2 separate regions of the Homo sapiens genome follow, and region 1 is linked to region 2. A link is a loop called in an ENCODE intact Hi-C map of the cell type or tissue named here. Cell type or tissue: CD4-positive, alpha-beta T cell. All regions are shown on one strand. Links, peaks and the distances in the headings refer to the core of each region. The heading gives the core; the rest is flanking DNA.

Region 1 (7,401 bases), core at 1-5,000, 85 kb after region 2:
GCCCCCTGGGGAGACCTGCCTTTATCAGACAGTCGCAGATGCATGAGAAACTGCCCGTGTGGGGGCCGGTGTGGGAACCTGACCAGGGCCATGTTGCCTCAAGAGGGCGACCACAGAAGCATCTCCAGAGCAGTGGTTCTCAACCCAGCTGCATGTTGGAATCACTGAAGAGCTTAAAAATACCATTGCCCAATCCTGCCCCAGAGATCCTGATGTCATGTCCTGGCATGCAGCCCAGGCCTCTCTGGGTGAATCTAGTGAGGAGCCGAGGCTACAGGCCACTGGGAAATGGGGTCTACCCAGATTAGCTGGAGTAAACAAGAACAGAAGGGGAGAGATGGGCTGGGAGGGCAGTGCAGGCTGGACTTGATGTATCAAGGAACTTGGACTGCGTCCTGGGAGCCATGGGGTTTTGACAGGTTGCAGCAGGGGCGTGTCGTGGTCCGTTTTGCCTTTTGGGAAGACCGTCACACTTCTGTGGAACAGATGGGAGGGGAGCCAGTGTGGAAGTGAGAAGTCCAGTGAGGAAGGCGCCTTGCAGGACTCCAGGCGAGAGGTGGTCCCCGACAGTGGTAGAAGAGGAAGGAAGGCGGACTCGATGGAGCCAGTGGCAGGTGACGTGTAGCAGGAGAGAGTGACGGAGGGACCGTGTTGAGTCTCAGGTCTCTGGCTTTCAGGGCACAAATGCAGTGCTGTTCACCAAGAACAGGAGCAGGGTGGAGTGGCAGGCGTGAGGTGGGGTCATAATTTAAGTTCAGGAACTGATTTAAGGGGCCTTCTAGATGTCCAAGAGATGTCACGTCAGTGCGTGAATGGAGTTCAAAGGCCAGATGTGGGCTGGGCGTGGGTGCCGGTGAGTCATCTGTGTGAGGCTGGCCGTGGACGCCAAAGCCACGGATGCATCGCCTAGGGAGGGAGTCACCTGCAGAGATGACAGGCTGTGGTCCAGACCCCGTGTTCAGATCCTAATCTCACCAAGCATGACTCTGGGCAAGTTGTCTTAACAAAATTTGGGCTGCCATAACAGAATACCATGGACTAGGCGGCTTAAATGACAGAAATTTTTTTTTCACAGTTCTGGAGACTGGAAGTTCAAGATTAGGGTACCAGCATGGTTTGGTTCTGGTCGAGGCTCTCTTCCTGGTTCACAGACTGCCACCTTCTGTCTGTGTCCTCACATGACCTTTTTCGAGCACACGCATCTTCTTACAAGGCACAAGCACTAATCCCGTCATGAATGTCCCATCCTCATGACCTCATTAAACCCAGTCACTTCCTGAAGGTCCCACCTCTAAATACAATCACATTGGGGGTTAGGGCTTCAGCATATGAATGGGGTGCAGGGGACACAAAGGTTCCATCTATAACAGTTAACCTCTCTCAAGTTTGTCGACCTCTCAGGTTCCCCAAGGACGAAATTAAGCATGCATGGAACCCGGGACATCATGGCACATACATGGCCTGGCACATAGTATTTCCCTACCCTTGAACTTGCCCTCCTTTCCCGCTTCCAGGGAAGTGTCTGCTGTCTGCTACAGACTCTGTATTTGCCTCAATCTAACAGCTCTTTTCTTCCTCTTCTATTCATTTTGCTGCTTCTGATTGGCTGTGGACTTGTAAGCCATCGGCCGTATTCGTTTGAATTGTGTGTACAGTAAGAACAGCGTGCACTGAACGTGAAAGCTTGAGTTCTTTTTTCTTTTCTTTTTTTTTTGTTTTGAGATGGAGTCTCACTCTGTCACCCAGGCTGGAGTGCAGTGGCACGATCTCGGCTCACTGAAAGCTCTGCCTCTGGGGTTCACACCATTCTCCTGCCTCAGCCTCCCAAGTAGCTGGGACTACAGGCGCCCGCCACCACACCCGGCTAATTTTTTGTATTTTTAGTAGAGACGGGGTTTCACTGTGTTAGCAAGGATGGTCTCGATCTCTTGACCTCGTGATCCGCCCGCCTCGGCCTCCCAAAGCACTGGGATTACAGGCGTGAGCCACCGCACCTGGCTGAAAGCTTGAGTTCTGTGTGACTTTGTGCTCCTTAGGGACAGGCTGCAGGCCCAGGCATGAATTTTAGTGCCTGCATGCAGTGAGCTTCTGTCAGAGTTTACAGATCTGGGCCAGGCGTGGTGGCTCATGCTTATAATCCCAGCACTTTGGGAGGCCGAGGTGGGTGGATCACCTGAGGTGAGGAGTTGAGACCAGCCTGGCCAACATGGTGAAACCCCGTCTCTACTAAAAATACAAAAATTAGCCGGGCATGGTGGCAGGTGCCTGTAGTCCCAGGTACTCAGGAGGCTGAGGCGGGAGAATCGCTTGAACCTGGGAGGTGGAGATTGCAGTGAGCCAAGAAAGCACGACTGCACTCCAGCCTGAGCGACAGAGTGAGACTCTGTCTCAAAAGAAAAAAAAAGAGTTTACAGATCAGTGGGCACTGGTTGTGGATGGCTCAGACTTTCTACAACGTTCTAGGCTGTTCTCTGGATTGTGAAGGTTAAGGGGCCTCTGGATAAGTGAGGCAATGGCTCGTTAACGCTTACTTGCACAGTGACCATGCCATCACCATAACCCACAGGAAGCATCCTGTGACACTGTGCTCGCCCCCTGCTGGCTGATGGGGCATCCCCTTGTAACTGGAGGCAGTGCTGGGAGCGCACAGGCTGTCCTTGTGCCAGAGACTCTGGGCTCTGCCATCCCTGGACAGGGGCCGGGCCTGGGGAGGGTGTGTGGTCCTGAGACCATGTTTCCTCCACCTGCAAACCAGGGGCATCCCTCATGGCTGCCTCCACCCACCCACCCAATATTTCCTGTACCAGGTCCTGTGCCTGGGGACACAGGGGATTCCACTGTCAGCAAGACTCAGTCCCTGCCCTCAAAGACATCCTCTTCTAGTGTTGAAGGAGTAAGCAACTCGACAGGCAAGGTGATTGCTGTGGGAAAAGCTGTGAGCAAAAGGCCCAGAAAGTCACAGAAAGACAGAAGGAAGACAGAAGGGAACTCCAAAGGCTATGGGAACAGGGCTGGGGTTGCCACTAAGGTGGGGAGGTCAGAGAAGGCCTCTTTCAGGAGACACTTAAGCTGAGACCCACAAGGTGGGAGGGAGCTGTGGGCAGAGGAGGGCAGGGCAGGGGAAAGCCAGGCAGGGAGCAACCAGGTAAGAAGAGCTTGGCCTGGCTGAGAGACAAGTGCACAGGGTGAACACAGAGTGCGTGAGGGGACTGGGAGGGTCGCAAGCAGGTGCACAGCACTCTGTGTGGGAAGGCTTGGGCCACTTTTGCACTGGGCAGTGATGTGGTCCAGTGTCGTGGTCATGTCCGGTGGTCCTTATAAAGGCCTCTCTTGTTGCTTAGTGGAGAATGGATTGGTGGTGGGGGGGAGGGTGCAGCGTCGAAGTGGGGACAGTGCAGTGGCAATTGCCACAGTCCCCGTGGAAGGTGTTGATGCCACAGGTTGTGCTGGGTGGTGGCAATGGGAGTGGAGAGAGGTGTGTGGACCTGGAGGCAGAATTAAGGGACCCGGAGATGGATCAGCTTTAGGGTAAGCACAGCGGGGGGTCTCACAGGCCCCATGATCACAGCACACTGCTCGATGGTGTGCCTGCTTCAAATGTGTGTGGTTTCTAGGTCTATGGCCAATCCGAAGCAGCAAAATGAATAGAAGAGGAAGAAAAGGGCTATTGGGCTTTAGTTGTAACAACAACACGTTTGGCAGTGCCATTTCCTGAGAAGAGTGACAAGAGTCCAGTGTGGCTGGAGCCTGGTAGGGGCGGGAGCAAGGTGGGACCCTAGCATGTCCCACTTTGCCGTGTTAAAGTGAGATGCTCATTAGACATCCAAGTGGAGGGGCCCGGCAGGCAGTGGGTGTGCGGGTCTGGAGCCCTGCCCAGGAGTTTGAGCCAAAAGTCTGACCGAAGTGTTGACACAGAAGTCTTACCTGACATTCAGTCTTTAAGGACCAGTCAGGACCCTGGCTCACCTCCTGCTCCGATGCTTCCTGGGGTCACACCCACTAGGAGCATCTCACATGTGCTGGATTCTTCCCAGAAAGCAAAGTGCTCTCAATCCTGGTCACCAAAATGCTTCCAGCCCTGCTCTCTGTTGGCAGGCTGGCAGGGACTGTCTCCATTTTACAGAGGGGGAAACCGAGGCTCCGAGGCCGAGCGACAGGGAGTGGCTTACCCTGGGCCATACAGTCAATGAGAATGAGGATTATTAGAGGCCACCCCCAGGTCTCCAGCGGCCATACTGCATCCTCCTGGGGTGATGACTTCTCCATATGAGTCCACCAACCGCAACTGCTGCAGTCACGACACTGTGCTGATACCTACTGGAGTGCCAGGATGCCCTGCACGGAGACCTTTCTCCAAAGTTAATCATTACTGTAACCCCAAACTGGTCTTCCCGATTTGCAGAAGATCAACCTGGAACTCAGACAGGTCCATGACTCACTGAGGTCACACAGCTAGTGGGTGGGAACCAAGAATCATGAGGCTCTGCGCTAACTGCTACTGTGCCCTGGAGAAGCACCCAATTCCGGAGCCTTGGTCCTCGGTATTTAACATCTCGGGGTTGGGGGCACTGTGCTCTCATGAGTTCTTTGACAGTGAAGCACTTCTTGATCAGGAAGGACAGTCCCCCACGACATCCTGTCCCCGTCCTAACAGGAAACACCCAATTAGTGACCTGGTGTTTCTTCAAAATGGTGGCCTAAGGAGCTGAAAGCCCAGGGCTCTGCTCGCCTGGGAAAGTCTCCATATCCGTCTGAGCCTCAGTTTTCTCATCCGTGAAAGGGGTATAAAAGCACTTGTTCTTCCTACCTCCTGGGCTGCTGGGAGGGTTCAGAGAGAAAACTGAGAAAGTCCTTGGGAGTCATGGAGGCCATGTTCATGTTGGCTGCCGTGGTCCTCCATTAGGCCAGGCAGTGGATGAGGGGTAGCAGAGGGGCCTCTGCCTTCAGGGGTTTTGCCCCCGACCTACTCGTTCCACCCAGATGGACGCCCTGAGCCGGGGAGGAGGCGCGCCCCCTGGTGGAGACGCTATGGTTGCTGCATCCGCAGGAGCCCAGGCGGAAGAGATGCTAAAGGGAGCGGAGACACACTGGCTGGCTAGAGAGGCCTGGGAGGTCGGGGTGTTATTTTTGTGTGATTGATCTGGCTTTTGGATACTTAACAGCAGAGAAAGGGAGAAGCTGGATACTGATGATGCAGGGCTTGTCTGTCTCCAAAGCTTCTGCTGGTCTTGCTACACCACTGTAGACATTTCCCTGGGAAGGGGGACATCGTAGGGAGGGGACCTGCTCTTTGCCAGCTCTGTTTCTTATTGCCCAACAGGACACAGGAGTCCATGTCTCCAGCAGCCTCCCAGCTGGCTGTCTCCTCCCAGGTTGGGTCTCCTGGGGCACCAGCCAGCTAGAATGGGGTTGGCGGGGGTGGCCACTAGCTGCCTTGGTGGCCCGTCAGGAGCACAGTTGTATGAAGCATGGGTCCTCCGTTTCCTCCTTAACTCTTGCACAGGCGAGTAGACTGAGCTGACCGTGGGCCTTGGCTGCACAGCGCAGGGGAGGAATTCAAACAGGGGCAGCCCTGACCTTGACAGAGAGCCAGGCCCTTGGGGGAGGCTCACTCGTGACAACAGCAGGTCTCTTAGTCTTGTCTAAGGCTTTTCTCCAGCACCTTCTACATTTGCTTGTCTGTTGATGCATTTGCTTATTTTAATATTGATTGAGGGCTCCCTTGCCAACATTGACACTGTCAGCATTTGGGGCTGGTTAAACCTTTGTTGCGGGGGCCTGTCCTGGGCACTGTAGGAGGTTTGGCAGCACCCCTGGCCTTACCTTCCAGATGCCGGTAGCAGCACCCTTCCCTCAGGTATGAAAGCCAACGATGTCTCCACACATTACCAAGTGTGTACCCTGATTGAGAACCACTCATGTGAGCTCTACCATGTGCCAGCTTTGAGCTGGACTCCATTCCCGCCTCCTGTTCCCGCAGGCAGAGCTGGCTCTGCAAACACCTGGAGCAGGTAGGGTTCCGGGCGTGTTTGTCCCTCCTGCTTTCCTACCTGCCTGGCCTCCCACCTCCTCTGACCTGGGCCGCCTTGTCCAGAGGCCTCCCTCACTTTCCATTCTTCCATCTAGAGAGGTAGACAGGTGACAGGCTCTTTGTGCCTCAGTTTCCTCATCTGTAAATTAGGGATAATAACAGTATCCACCTGGGTAGGTTTTGTGAAGAGTTAGATTGTTTGTGTATGGAAAATACCTAGCACAGTTCTGGACATGCAGTGAGCCTGTATGTATCACTCTTACTCAGTGGATGTTTGTTTGTTTGTTTATTTATTTATTTGAGATGGAGTCTTGCTCTGTTGCCCAGGCTGGTGTACAATGGAACAATCTCGGCTCACTGCAACCTCTGCCTCCCGGGTTCAAGCGATTCTCCTGCCTCAGCCTCCTGAGTAGCTGTGATTACAGGCATCCACCACCACGCCTGGACAATTTTTTTTTTGTATTTTTAGTAGAGACAGGGTTTCACCATGTTCGCCAGGCTGGTCTTGAACTCCTGACCTCAGGTGATCCACCCGCCTCAGCCTCCCAAAGTGCTGGGATTACAGGCATGAGCCACCGCACCTGGCCGGATGTTTATTTTTATTGTGCCAAGCTGGGGATGCAACAATGAACAGGACAAAGATCCTGACCTTGGGATCTCAGAGCTCATGAGAAAGGCAGACACCTTATTCTGGGCTTTTAATTCAGGTGGGATGGGGACACCTAAGGGGCCTGTTGGAGGAACACCCCACCCAGGAGTTAAAGAAGGAAAGCTTCCTGGAGGAGGTAGCATCCCAGCTGGGCTATGAAAGAGAAGTACGAGTTAGCTGAGTGACGAAAGGAGAGGACTAATGGTGTGAGTTATCTATCTTTTAAATAAATTTTTTAAAAGCCCTTCTGAAAAAATCAAATCCCATTTACTGGGGGCGGTGGTTGGGGGTGCTTTTCTGTACAAATAGTACAAAACCATGCCCCCGAAATTCCTAGATTCACCTCTTTGGGAAGCCACGTCACCCCTGTGAGATACTCAGCATGGAAGTGCTTGGCACAGGATAGATGTGGAGTGTGGGGTTAAGGGCAATGGAGCTGCCTCCATTCCCCACAACCCAGCCCATGTGCAGGTGTGTTTGTACTTTGATAATAGTAACCTCCCCAGATGCTTTTTTCCTTATGGGTGTTGGGGCCTGGCAGGAGGGGAGAGCAGGGAGGCAGGTGGGGAAATGGAATCAGAGAAGGGCACAGCCGCTGTTCTGATGCAATCGGAGTCATTCTGGCTCACCTGCATGTCCACTGGGGGTCACCAGACGGCACTGCCCATCATGGTGTCTCAGAACCAGCCCAATGGACACTCCTCTTGCCCGTGCTTCTGCG
Region 2 (10,976 bases), core at 2,753-7,752:
TAAAAAATAGTAACTTACCGTGTTTCATATATGTCAGGCACTAGCCTAAGTGCTTTCCGTTCAGTAAGTCATTTACTATTGATTGCAACCACATGGGGTGGGCACCATTACTATCCCTATTTAACAGATAAGAAAGTGAATACAATCGGAAATATTTTCTTGGTGCATTAAAGTTTCATTTTAACATGATTTAAAGATGAGAATTTAGGATTTATTGACCTGTTTAGTTATTTGACTTTAAAAATCAACTTTGAGGTATAAGCTGCATACAGTAAAAGGTAACTGTTTTAACTGTATAGTACAAGTTTCACACCCGTGTAACTATCACTGCTGTCGAGTCATAGGACATGTCTGTCACCCCAAAAAGTTCTTTTCTACTGCTCTGAAGTTAGTCTTTCCCTGCCCAAGGTCACTACTGATCGGCTTTCTGTTCCTACACATTGGTTTTTCCTATTCTGGGGTTTCATAGGAGTGGAATACATATAGTCCTTGCCCTTTGCTGTTTGTCTCATTTTGGTCTTTATACTGTTTCTGAGATTCAGCCATATTGTTGCATGTATCAGTAGTTCATTTCTTTACGGGAGCTGTTTTATGGGAGACCATCTGACCATGTAGATATGTCTATTCATAATCTTAATTCCAAAGAGTTAGCGAAACCCTGGGATGGCTTTCTATCTTTCATCTTAGTTATCTCTCCCCCTTTTTTCTAATTCTAAAAATATATATGATATAAAAAGTTGAAACCACTTTCACTGTTTTATCATATTATTAATATAGAAGTATATTTTTTATAGATAATTATAAATATGAATCTGATTTTTTCACTTTAAAAAAAGACTTCTAAGTAAGGTGGTTGCTATCTGTTTTGACTTAAACCTCAACTAATAAATGTGTAGTTTAGGAAATTAGCATGTTGAATGAATAGTGGTAGCCCTTGAAATCTCATTTTGAATCATGTATTCTACTAGATAAATTAGCAAATTTTAGAAAATCTGGGACCTTGTCTTTCTGAATGAAAATATTATTTGTGAAATTCAAAAAAAAATTAACAACCTGAATAGCATTTCCTTAAGTCAGTGGAATGAGCTTGTGGCAAGAAGCCTTTCCTCTTATGTTAGGATAGTAACACTTCGGCAGAGAAAAAAGCTGTGGGACTGTTTTTCTCTGCCTCTCCTTTGATGCCCTCTAACTCACTCTCCTTGGTCAGTTCTGGCAATGTCATTCCAGCTGTGTGACCTTGGGCAAGTCCTCGGCTTATTTGTGTTCACTTTCTTATCTGTTAAATGGGGACAGTAATGGTGCCTACCCCGTGTGGTTGCAGTCAATAGTAAATGAGTTTATAGATGTAAAGCCCTTAGGCTAGTGCCTGACATAGGAAACACCGTAAATTATTATTTATTACTGTTATTTTTCAGCCGGTAACCATGTCCTGATTCTGTCCTGTAAAATAGTTTAATTACTATTACTGCTTGAATTCAGACCCAAACATCCCTTCTCTGGGCTATTACAGAAAGCTCCTGATTGATTTCCTCGCCAACGTTTTCCTCCCTATGGGACCATTCTCCATAGGCCTTACAGAACATGCAGCTCACCATCTGGGAAATCAGAAAAGCCAGCGGTCGTTGCGAGTTGTTGGGAATGTTTTCGTGGAGGAGCTGGGATTTGAACTTGACCTGGAAGGATGTGGAGGATATTGATCGTCAGAAGAATTGAGGGCCAGGTGAAAGTCTAAATTGAGAAAGGCCCAGAGTAGCAAGGGGACCTAATGTGGTGAGGGTAGGAGGGGCCAGAGGGTGTGCCAGGAACCCAGATGCCTGTAGGGGCCAGGGATGACCTGTAAGAGTAAAATGGGGATTTTTCTGTGATTTCTTCCAATAGAATTTTTTTTTTTAAATCCATGGGTAGACCGAACAAACCCCATCTGAGATGAAAGGCTGTAGCCCACAGTTTGTTGCTTTGGATGAAGATAGTTTGAGAAGTTAAAACTCAGTCTCACCAGTAACAGCCTCAGTGGGAGGCAGTAGAAAGCTCCTTCTCCTGCTTACCAATCCCCTGTCCCCACCCTCACCCATTCCCATTCTGTATTAGAATCTTCTGGACAAGAGGAGGGGATGAGCCCTCAGGTGACTTATTTTCTTTGCTTCTCTTGAACGTTGACAGTCTCTAAAGCCAGCAGACCAATGACTAGATTTTATTTAGAAAGTTTAAAAAGCGTTTTGAATCAGATACTTTGTAGACTGCTTATTCAAGAAGACAAAAGGTTCAGAGAAGTTGAATGTAGAGTAGCCTAGATGCCAGAAAGCCTCACCCCATCTCGTCACTCTCCTGCCCAAACCCTCTTGTGTCATCCCACCGCTCTCTGAATTGAGTCCAGCTCTTTGCCCTGCCTTGGTTTTGCATGTTCCAGTGGTGGCTGCCTCTGCTTTCTTCCCGTCTCTATTCTGGTGCAGCCGCGGTGGCCTCTTTTTATTCCTGAACAGCCCAGGCCCCTTCTCTCCTTGGCATGTTTGCCTGGACTGCTCAGTTCTTAATACATGACTCATTTTCATCTCTCAAGTCCAAGTCCCTGTGTGACATCTTCTCTGAGAGGCCTCCCCCTGCCATCCTAACTAAAGCACTGCACTGTCCCCTCCTTATCTCTCCTACATCACTCTTTAGGTCACTGAGACGTTGAACACCCCTAGTCTGCCACATTAGCTTGGGGTGCAGGTGGGCAGGACCTGCCCCTTCTCTTGGTTGCTGCGTTCCCCAGGTAGCGCTGCTCCAGCACATGGACACTTGCTGCTAATATGTGCAGGATGATTGGAGATTCCTGAATAACTTCAGGTTGGAAGATGTCAGTGGCAATGGGAACTGGAGAAAGGAATTGGACGTGACAGATTTTGAAGGATCAGCAGCAGGGTTTGGCTCTGTTGACCACCCTCACTTCCTGGAGTCTTCCCCAGCTTTGGTGATGCCATGTGCTTGGTGCCTCTTTGGCTCTGCGATGACTTCTAGGACTGGGACTCATTTGCTGTGCTTCTTCTTCCGTTTCATTCTTTGATAAGGGCATTCTGAGGGCTTTGTTTTCGGCTGTTCTCTCCTCTGCTTTCCATCGAGGATTCTCATCCACTTCCATGGACTCCATGGCCAGCTGGGGCTGTACTGCTCTTACAGCCATCTCTCTGTGCCCAGACCTCTGGGCAGTTGATTGCCAGGCATTTGTTTGCCCGTTCGCAGTGACCACTGCTCTGAGCTGGGCACTCTGTGCCAGGCTGTATCGAGGCGAGTAAGCACAGCCTGCCTGTCTACAGCCCTAAACTTGCCTCTCTGGAGAGGTGATTAACCAAGCCAACCAGGAAGGGCTTTCACAATACACAGGGCACACTGTTGCAAGTTGTGGAGAGTGTTGTAACAGAGCCATAGGGGAAATCCTACTAGGTTAGGATAGTGGGGACTAGCTTCTAGGAGGCTAAAGTGTTCTCTGGGTAGAGCCCAGGCCTGGAATACAAATGCAAATTGGCCCCTTTTGGTAACCTCACCTTGCTGGGGTCTCAGCTTCACCACCCTGGGGTTTAAAGTATTGGGAACTTTTCTTCTGCTTTTTTCTCCATTCCCTGCAGGAGCCTAAACGGGCATTGACAGTAAGTTGTTGTGTTTATTAATACTCTGAAGCCATTGCAACTTATCTCAGTTTATTCTGGTATATTTTGCTTTTTCTCCTTTAGAGATTAGCAGTGAAACCCTTCAAATGATAAAGACTCTTGTGCCTGTTTGGGGAAAGCAAATGTCACAGCCATGTTTTGTCCCTAACTTTGCATACTTGACACTGCTCACACTCTTTTCACATGTACATTGATGTAGAAAGTTATAGAAATTCCTTTTCATGGCTTTTTTTTTTTTTTTTTTGAGACAGGCTCACTCTGTCCCCAGGCTGGAGTGCAGTGGCACGATCTCGGCTCACTGCAACCTCCGCCTCTCAGGTTCAAGCGATTCTCCTGCCTCAGCCTCCCGAGTAGCTGAGACTACAGGCAGGCACCACCATACTCAGCTAATTTTTGTATTTTTAGTAGAGACGGGGTTTCACCATGTTGGCCAGGATGGTCTCGATCTCCTGACCTCGTGATCCACCCATCTCAACCTCCCAAAGTTCATGGCTTATTTTTAAGGGAAAATGTATAAAACAAAGTATGGAAGAAAAAGATATTGCAGGGCATAAAGGGAGAAAAAGGAAGGAGGAGGAAGAGGGGAGAAAGCTTATAGTTGTAACGCTTGTAGTTTTTAATGTTAACAGTTGTACTCAGGAAGTGGGGGAGGTGCCCAGGAAGGGGAGAACGTAGGACATGAATGTTTGGATTAAGCCCCCCTGCCTCCCTCCACTCTTGTAGGTTTGGTCTCTAGGAGTCGGTCCTGTCTTCTTAGCCCTGAGAGGGGAGGTACGATGGAAGACTGGAGGCGGTCTTAGTGCAGTAGCAGCTTGAGCTTTTTGATGATGTTTGTTGTATCTATGGATGTTTACCATATTGGAAATTATAACAAAGTATTTTGAAATAGTTATAGATCCACATGAAGTTATAAGAATAGTGTAGAGAGTCCTATGTACTCTATTTATTTTTGAGAAGGAGTCTTGCTCTATCCCCCGGGCTGGAGTGCAGTGGCATAACCTCGGCTCACTGCAACTTCCGCCTCCCGGGTTCAAGTGATTCACCTGCCTTAGCCTCCTGAGTAGCTGGGATTACAGGTGTGCGCCACCACGCCCAGCTAGTTTTTGTTTTTTTAGTAGAGATAGGTTTTTACCATGTTGGCCAGGTTGGTCTTGAACTCCTGACCTCAAGTGATCTGCCTGCCTCGGCCTCCCAAAGTGCTGGGATTACAGGCATGAGCCACTGCGCCCGGCCCAAGTCCTGTGTACTCTTTACCCAGCCTTTTCTAGCAGTAACATCTTACAAAGCTTTAGTACAATATGAAAGCTAGGAAATTGATTTGGTATAATAATGCTAGTTAGACTACAGGCCTTATTCATAAATCAGAAAAATTTAAAACATAAGATTAAACAATCACACATTTCATAAGCCACCAGAATGATGACATTTTCACACATGATAGCCTCCAGAAAACTCCACTCTACACATCTGAGAGTGAAAAAGGCAGACAACATCTTAGTGTTGTTATAGCAATAGCTCTGACCTTGTGGGCCCCAGAAAGGGAATTCTCAGGTGTCCACGGACTGTGAGGTATGAGACCCCACTGGGTTGGTGGTTAGAATGTAGACTCTGGAATCTGTCTGGATTTTATCTTGGCTCCACTACTTCAAAACTATGTAGCTTGGGAAAGTTACTCAGCAGGGCTGCTCTGTGGCATAGTATTTGAGAATCCAGACCCTGAAGCGAGATTGTCTGGATTGAAATTACCTAGCTCTGCCACCTGCTGGCTGGGACTATGGGCAAAGTTTAGTTTCATCTGTAACGTGGAGATCATAGAAGTGCCTATAGCAATTGGTAGTGTGCAGATTAAATGAGGTGATAAGTGCTCACAGTTGTATCTGACACATCTTGAACGCTCCATCTGTGTTAGTTGTGATTGTTACTGTTGTGATGATTAAATGAGGTAATGCATGTAAAGTGCTTAGCACAGATCTTGGCTCAGAGGATGGAATAAATGTTATATTCCCTAAGCTCCTCACCCCGTCCAGCATGGAAAGGTCATCCTGGGTCAGAGAAAATGTATCAGGAAAGCAGTAGAAGGGCCCTTCAGAGGCTCCCCAGCAAGGTCAAAACTCGTGAATCAAAATCTGTCCAAGGTTTCTTGTCTCAGGGAGCAGGAACAGAGAAGTTCTTCCTCTAGCCAGTGGGCTTCATGAGGAGGGGGTCCTAGCATGGTGCTAGCTCTGAGCAGACACTCAGGGAGTATGTGTTAATGACTGACGGATGGGCTGAATGAAGGAGAGACGCTTTGGCGATTAATTGGGGGAAGAGAAGCGGGTAGTGACTTTCTTTGAGTTTGAGGTAGGAAGTTGGAAACATCGAATTAATGAGATCAATTAATAGTTAATAACTAAATGACATTAAATTGACTTAAATTTAACATGTTAAATTTAATACATACTGTTCCAGATCTGTTCATTGATACATGTTTAAAGACTGTACTTCATTAAGCAGTCAAATAATGAGTCCTCATTGAGGTCAGCTAATAGGGAAGCAGAGAAGTTCTTTAGCTTCTTTCATATCACAGTGATCAGTGTTAAAAACCCATGAGACAGGAACATACTTCTATTCAGGGGCAGCAAGGACAGGGCGTACTGGGAGACGCCAGCAGCTGGGGTGCCTTGCGGAGCTTGCGATCTGCTCTCTGCTCTCTGCTTGATGACTTCTATTCTGCTTATTCTGGGTAGACAAGCGAATGGCGATGAGTGTTTCTCAGAGACCTTACCCCTGCCTGCCCCTCCTGCCTCAGTTCTAGCTGCTTCTCCTACCTTCTCTGCTCTGGACACATGGGTCTTTTTGCCTGGATACTGCGTTTCCTCTTAATTTGAGATTTGGTCCTGGCTGTTTTCTTTTCCTGACATGTTTCCCCAATATTGTCACAGATTCCCTTTCTACTTCTAGAGAGGCCTCAGCATTCTGTCTGAACAGGCATCTCCATCCCTACTCCATGACTGTGTTCCTTTTTTTTTTGAGACGGTCTGTCAGCCAGGCTGGAGTGCAGTGGCACGATCTCGGCTCATTGCAACCTCCACCTTCCGGGCTCAAGCAATTCTCTTGCTTCAGCCTCCTGAGTAGCTGGGATTACAGGCATGAGCCACCACGCCCAGCTAATTTTTGTATTTTAAGTAGAGACGGGGTTTCACCATCTTGGCCAGGCTGGTCTCGAACTCCTGACCTCAGGTAATCTGCCCGCCTTGACCTTCCAAAGTGCTGGGATTACAGGCGTGAGCCACCACGCCTCGCGTTCCCCTCTTTTTTTTCATTCGCCACTGATCGGAAGGCATGTGTCCCCTTTTTTGTGCTTGAGTTTTCTACAGGGCATCAGCCATTGTATGTATGTGTTTAATTTTGTCTCTATTTCTTACCAGAGTGATGCCGTGTTGAGGCAAGCGTGCTGCCTAGAACATTGCCTGGCCTGTAGCAGGGATTTGGAAATATAGAAATAAATAAATAGAGTAGATGGTGCAACTTATTTTAGACAAGATCAATCTGGGAAATAGTGCCAGGATCAAATTGTGATTCTTTAGTATAAGAATCAAGATGAACCTGTTTAGATATGATATTACATCTTATCCTGTCAGGATATGTACCAAGAAGAGATCCCAGTTTATGAGTATGTGGGGGAGAGAATTTTTTGAAAACATTCCTTTGTTCCTAAGGTTCACTTGTACATTGGTTGCTTGGAATTAATGGCATACCACATTTTCTAAAAAAGGATTCTTATATTGATCCAGAAGAATACCTACCTCAATTTCAAGAAATTCAGGCACATGTGGAGGAGATACTTCCTGATAGATGACCCAGCTCTTTCATTTATTTCTATCCCTCCTTTTTAAAAAAAGCTTTAAGTTAGCTTACAAAGAGCCATGTACTCATTCAAGTATTTAAGTGACAACAAACATTTGAAATCTACTGCTAAGCTGGGGGAACACAACACTGAATAAGATAGACACCATCTGTCTTCACTGCAGTCTCACAGAGGAGGCACACAGTAAACACACAGCTATACAAATAAGCATTTAAAATTGTGGTAAGAGCTGTGAAGGAGAACCAAGGAAGAAAAGAGGGTGGTTCTATTTCAGAAGTCCAGCCCATGAATCTACCTTCTACTTCTCAAATCATTGATTTTCTAGAAATGTTCTAGGCAGTTTGCAGCCATAGCCACGGCCATGGAGAGTCCAGCGGGGCTGTGGGGAAGAAGGGAGGGAGGGCCCTGGGGCTGCCCAGCGTCTGGGTTGTGCTGCTGTGAACTGAGGTGCTCTGTTGTAGTTTGGTCTTTTTGTAATGTGAAGGATACGACAATAACAGAAAAAGCTTTCCTCTGCTGGGTGTATGAGTCCAAAAGGAAAAACCAATGGGTCTAGTGGGACAAGATGTGGAATAAAGGAGTAATTTAAAAGAAAAAAAAGACAAAAAATAATGGGTTGACTTAAAACAGATAAACAAATACATAGGATTTTTTGGTATTTCTTTTTCCCATGGCTTCTCTGCTGAGGTCCTTCATGTTCTCGGGCGCTTCAGAAATTTTAATACATGTGATCTCTAACTTGTACTCAAGTTACACATTTCTTGTGGGAGTGACCATTCCTGCCTTAAGCACCATCTCCTGCTGACATTTCCATGGAAATCTGGAAGTTTTAGGTCAGAGGTTCTTAGATGATATTCCAGCAGAATCTTAAGTGAAAACTCCTTGATGATTAGGACTGACTATAGGCACTCGAATCAGACAGATATTCAGATCCAGGCTTTGAGCCCTTTAAGCAATGTCTCTAAGCTCTAATTCCCTGCTCTGTGTGGAGAGGGGGAGACACTGATAATACCTGTCTCTTGGACTATTTGGAGTACATTCTACCCAGCATGTAAGACAGCACAGTGCCTTGAGCGAGGAAGTTCTCAGTAAATACGAAGTTGTCATTAGAATTACTGTGAAAGTGCCTGGAAGTATCCGTTTAGGTTAGCAGACATGGTGACTTTTCAAAGCGGCTGTGCTCCTGGGGAGGATAAATGGTGCTGAGTGTTTGCCTAGGGTCCCAGCTGAGACGGAAGAAGAAAATCCCCTTTTACTTTACTAAATGGCCAGTGCTGATAGGACATCACTCTGGCTAATATTTGTTAATGTCACTTACTTTATCAGTGTTATGAAATAATCATTATGTAGCTTAGGATGCCAATGCCAACTACCAGTGTAATACCTTTTCCCTCTTTGGAAATAAATTGTTCACATTTCCAAAAATCCAGCTTATAGATTAAGAATTTAAAAATGGGGACACTATATTTAGAAGTGAAAAATGTCTATGGTTAATTTATTCACACTTTAGCTAATTAAAAATACCATAAGACCATTTTCTGGGGCTAATTGGCTATCTTATGTTTTGGAAAATGTTTCAGGGATATTGTTGGGACAAAGGTGTAAATCAAGCAGGAACAAAGCATTTGTGTGTCTGAAATGGAGGCTCAGTTGGCTCGGCTCTGCACGAGAGACAAACCTGTCTCTAGATGCCCTCTCTTGGGCTCTCGAGCTTGAAGCAGGCCAGAGAGTAGATGACCATGTTTATAATGACTGTGAGATTTATTTCTCTTGAAGTAGACTGTTGATAATTAATAAGCCAAAAATTGAAATGCTGAGAGTATGCCAGTTTGGATGATATTCTTTTCTTGGTACATATATTCTTGAAGACGACAAGAGCTTCCTGGTTGTGGGAAAAATTAATCTTTTTTGTTTGGGGTTTACTTTTGCCTGTGTTGGTTCATTTAAAAGTCCTGGAGAAGTGTTTCCCTGTGCAGTGAAATGAAACACACTCAGACTACAAAGCCTATCATTCTTAGCAGTGCCGTGATGTGCACATCAGCTCCGTAGGATATATGGTGTACTGGTTACTAGACCCTTGGTGTTCCTTTGATTTGAAAGTTAATGAGAAAATAACAGTCATATTCTCCCAGTTGGCTCAAATCTCTCCCTTCCTTACATACATATCTAATAGTAATCTTTTCTTAAGATTATGATGAATTCCAGCCTAAACTTTGATAAATAATTTAAAAAAATTCTCTGTTTCTTAGCAACTCTGTGATATCCTGGTGACTTTGCTGTTTAGTGACTTGGTAAACAGTGGTAAATTACTGTTTCCTGGAAAGGTGGCACTTGCAGTAAGGGACCACAATAAGTTGTCGTGTTTTGGGGTGGAATATTCAAGCCCCATCCAGTTAGGGGTTGTTGCTGGAGGGCAACATGGATGGGGCAGGGTTGGAGGGCCCCAGTAGCCTTTGTGGTGTGTGCTGAAAGCATTCATTGAAGTGGGCAGTGTTGGTTTTTATTTTTTAAATGTGCTAAGGTACTGATGGTAGCCTTTGATTTAGAAGTAAGCTTATGCTATATTTTGCTGCCAGATTCTATTTGTGTTTAAAGCAGTATGGTGGCAGAGATTATCATATTTTGGAAATGGCCACAGGTGGCTGGAACAAAATAGAGTAACACAGACATGCTTGAAGGTTGCAGTGGTTTCCTTTGGACAGTTACAAACAAGCATCAAAGCAGCTCCTCAAATGCTTGACATCATCGTTTTGGTCTGTCTTGCCAGCTTCAGGTTTCGGTTACATTTTTGCATACTTGCTTATTGAACCAGAAAAAAAAAAAAACCCATGATTTGAGTTTTCTTTCTTTTGCTGTGATCCTTCCATTTCTTGACTTGCAGAACACTACTGAGCCTGTGGCGGCCACCGAGACCCTGGCTGAGGTACCCGAACATGTGCTGCGAGGACTTCCGGAGGAAGTGAGGCTTTTCCCTTCTGCTGTTGACAAGACCCGGATTGGTGAGTGCTCCTCCTGTCACGGAGCAAGTCAGGCAGTAAAGAGCAGGTGGCAGTGAGGCTTCCTGCAGGGGCATGTCAGGTAGGGAGCGCACCATAAAAGCAGCAATTTACCCTTGACTTAGAAGATTATATGGTGTTGATGCATTTTCTAGTCAAGAATCCAGGTTGGACATGGGTTGTAAAAATAAAACCAGGAACACACAAACAGACACACACACAAACACACACACACACACGTAGGTCCCATCCCTCTTGCCTGAGTGTCCTCCTCCTCTGAGTCTCCCTGCTGAGCCTCACCCCACAGAACGTGTTGTTCCCTTCTCTCTGATTTCACCATGAGGAGCATGATTGTACCATTATATTCACTTCATTGTTTTGTAATATTTTTACACTTGGCTCTGTTATTGCTTGTGAGTGCCTTTATTTCTTATGTATCTTTGTGCCTCCAGTACCAGATACTTTGTGGACCCTCAGTAGATACTTGAA

Evidence for each region. Peaks named below come from ENCODE experiments on the same cell type or tissue, not always from the same donor. Only the 100,000 strongest peaks of a DNase experiment are listed, where the experiment ranks them.
Region 1: it touches region 2 in a loop (2.7-fold over the local background); 2 of 110 quality-filtered maps call a loop at or near these places.

The regions. Positions count from the first base shown.
Region 1 is chr1:13,808,794-13,816,194 of GRCh38, forward strand. The region is part of intron 8 of PRDM2 (PR/SET domain 2); the gene reads left to right. Among named protein-coding and RNA genes, the nearest start is that of PRDM2, 110 kb to the left of the region's middle. RefSeq lists a silencer at 2,586-2,635 and an enhancer at 5,083-5,132. In CD4-positive, alpha-beta T cell, for the core only: CTCF peaks have their summits at 2,622 (motif pointing left) and 2,825; DNase peaks (open chromatin) are centred at 898, 1,178 and 2,598.
Region 2 is chr1:13,720,628-13,731,603 of GRCh38, forward strand. PRDM2 (PR/SET domain 2) reads left to right here. Exons shown (of 10, transcript NM_001393986.1): 3 at 10,373-10,490. Among named protein-coding and RNA genes, the nearest start is that of PRDM2, 26 kb to the left of the region's middle. RefSeq lists enhancers at 10,144-10,453, 10,514-10,573, 10,794-10,883. In CD4-positive, alpha-beta T cell, for the core only: a CTCF peak has its summit at 5,387 (motif pointing left); DNase peaks (open chromatin) are centred at 3,344 and 5,404; H3K27ac peaks cover 293 bases.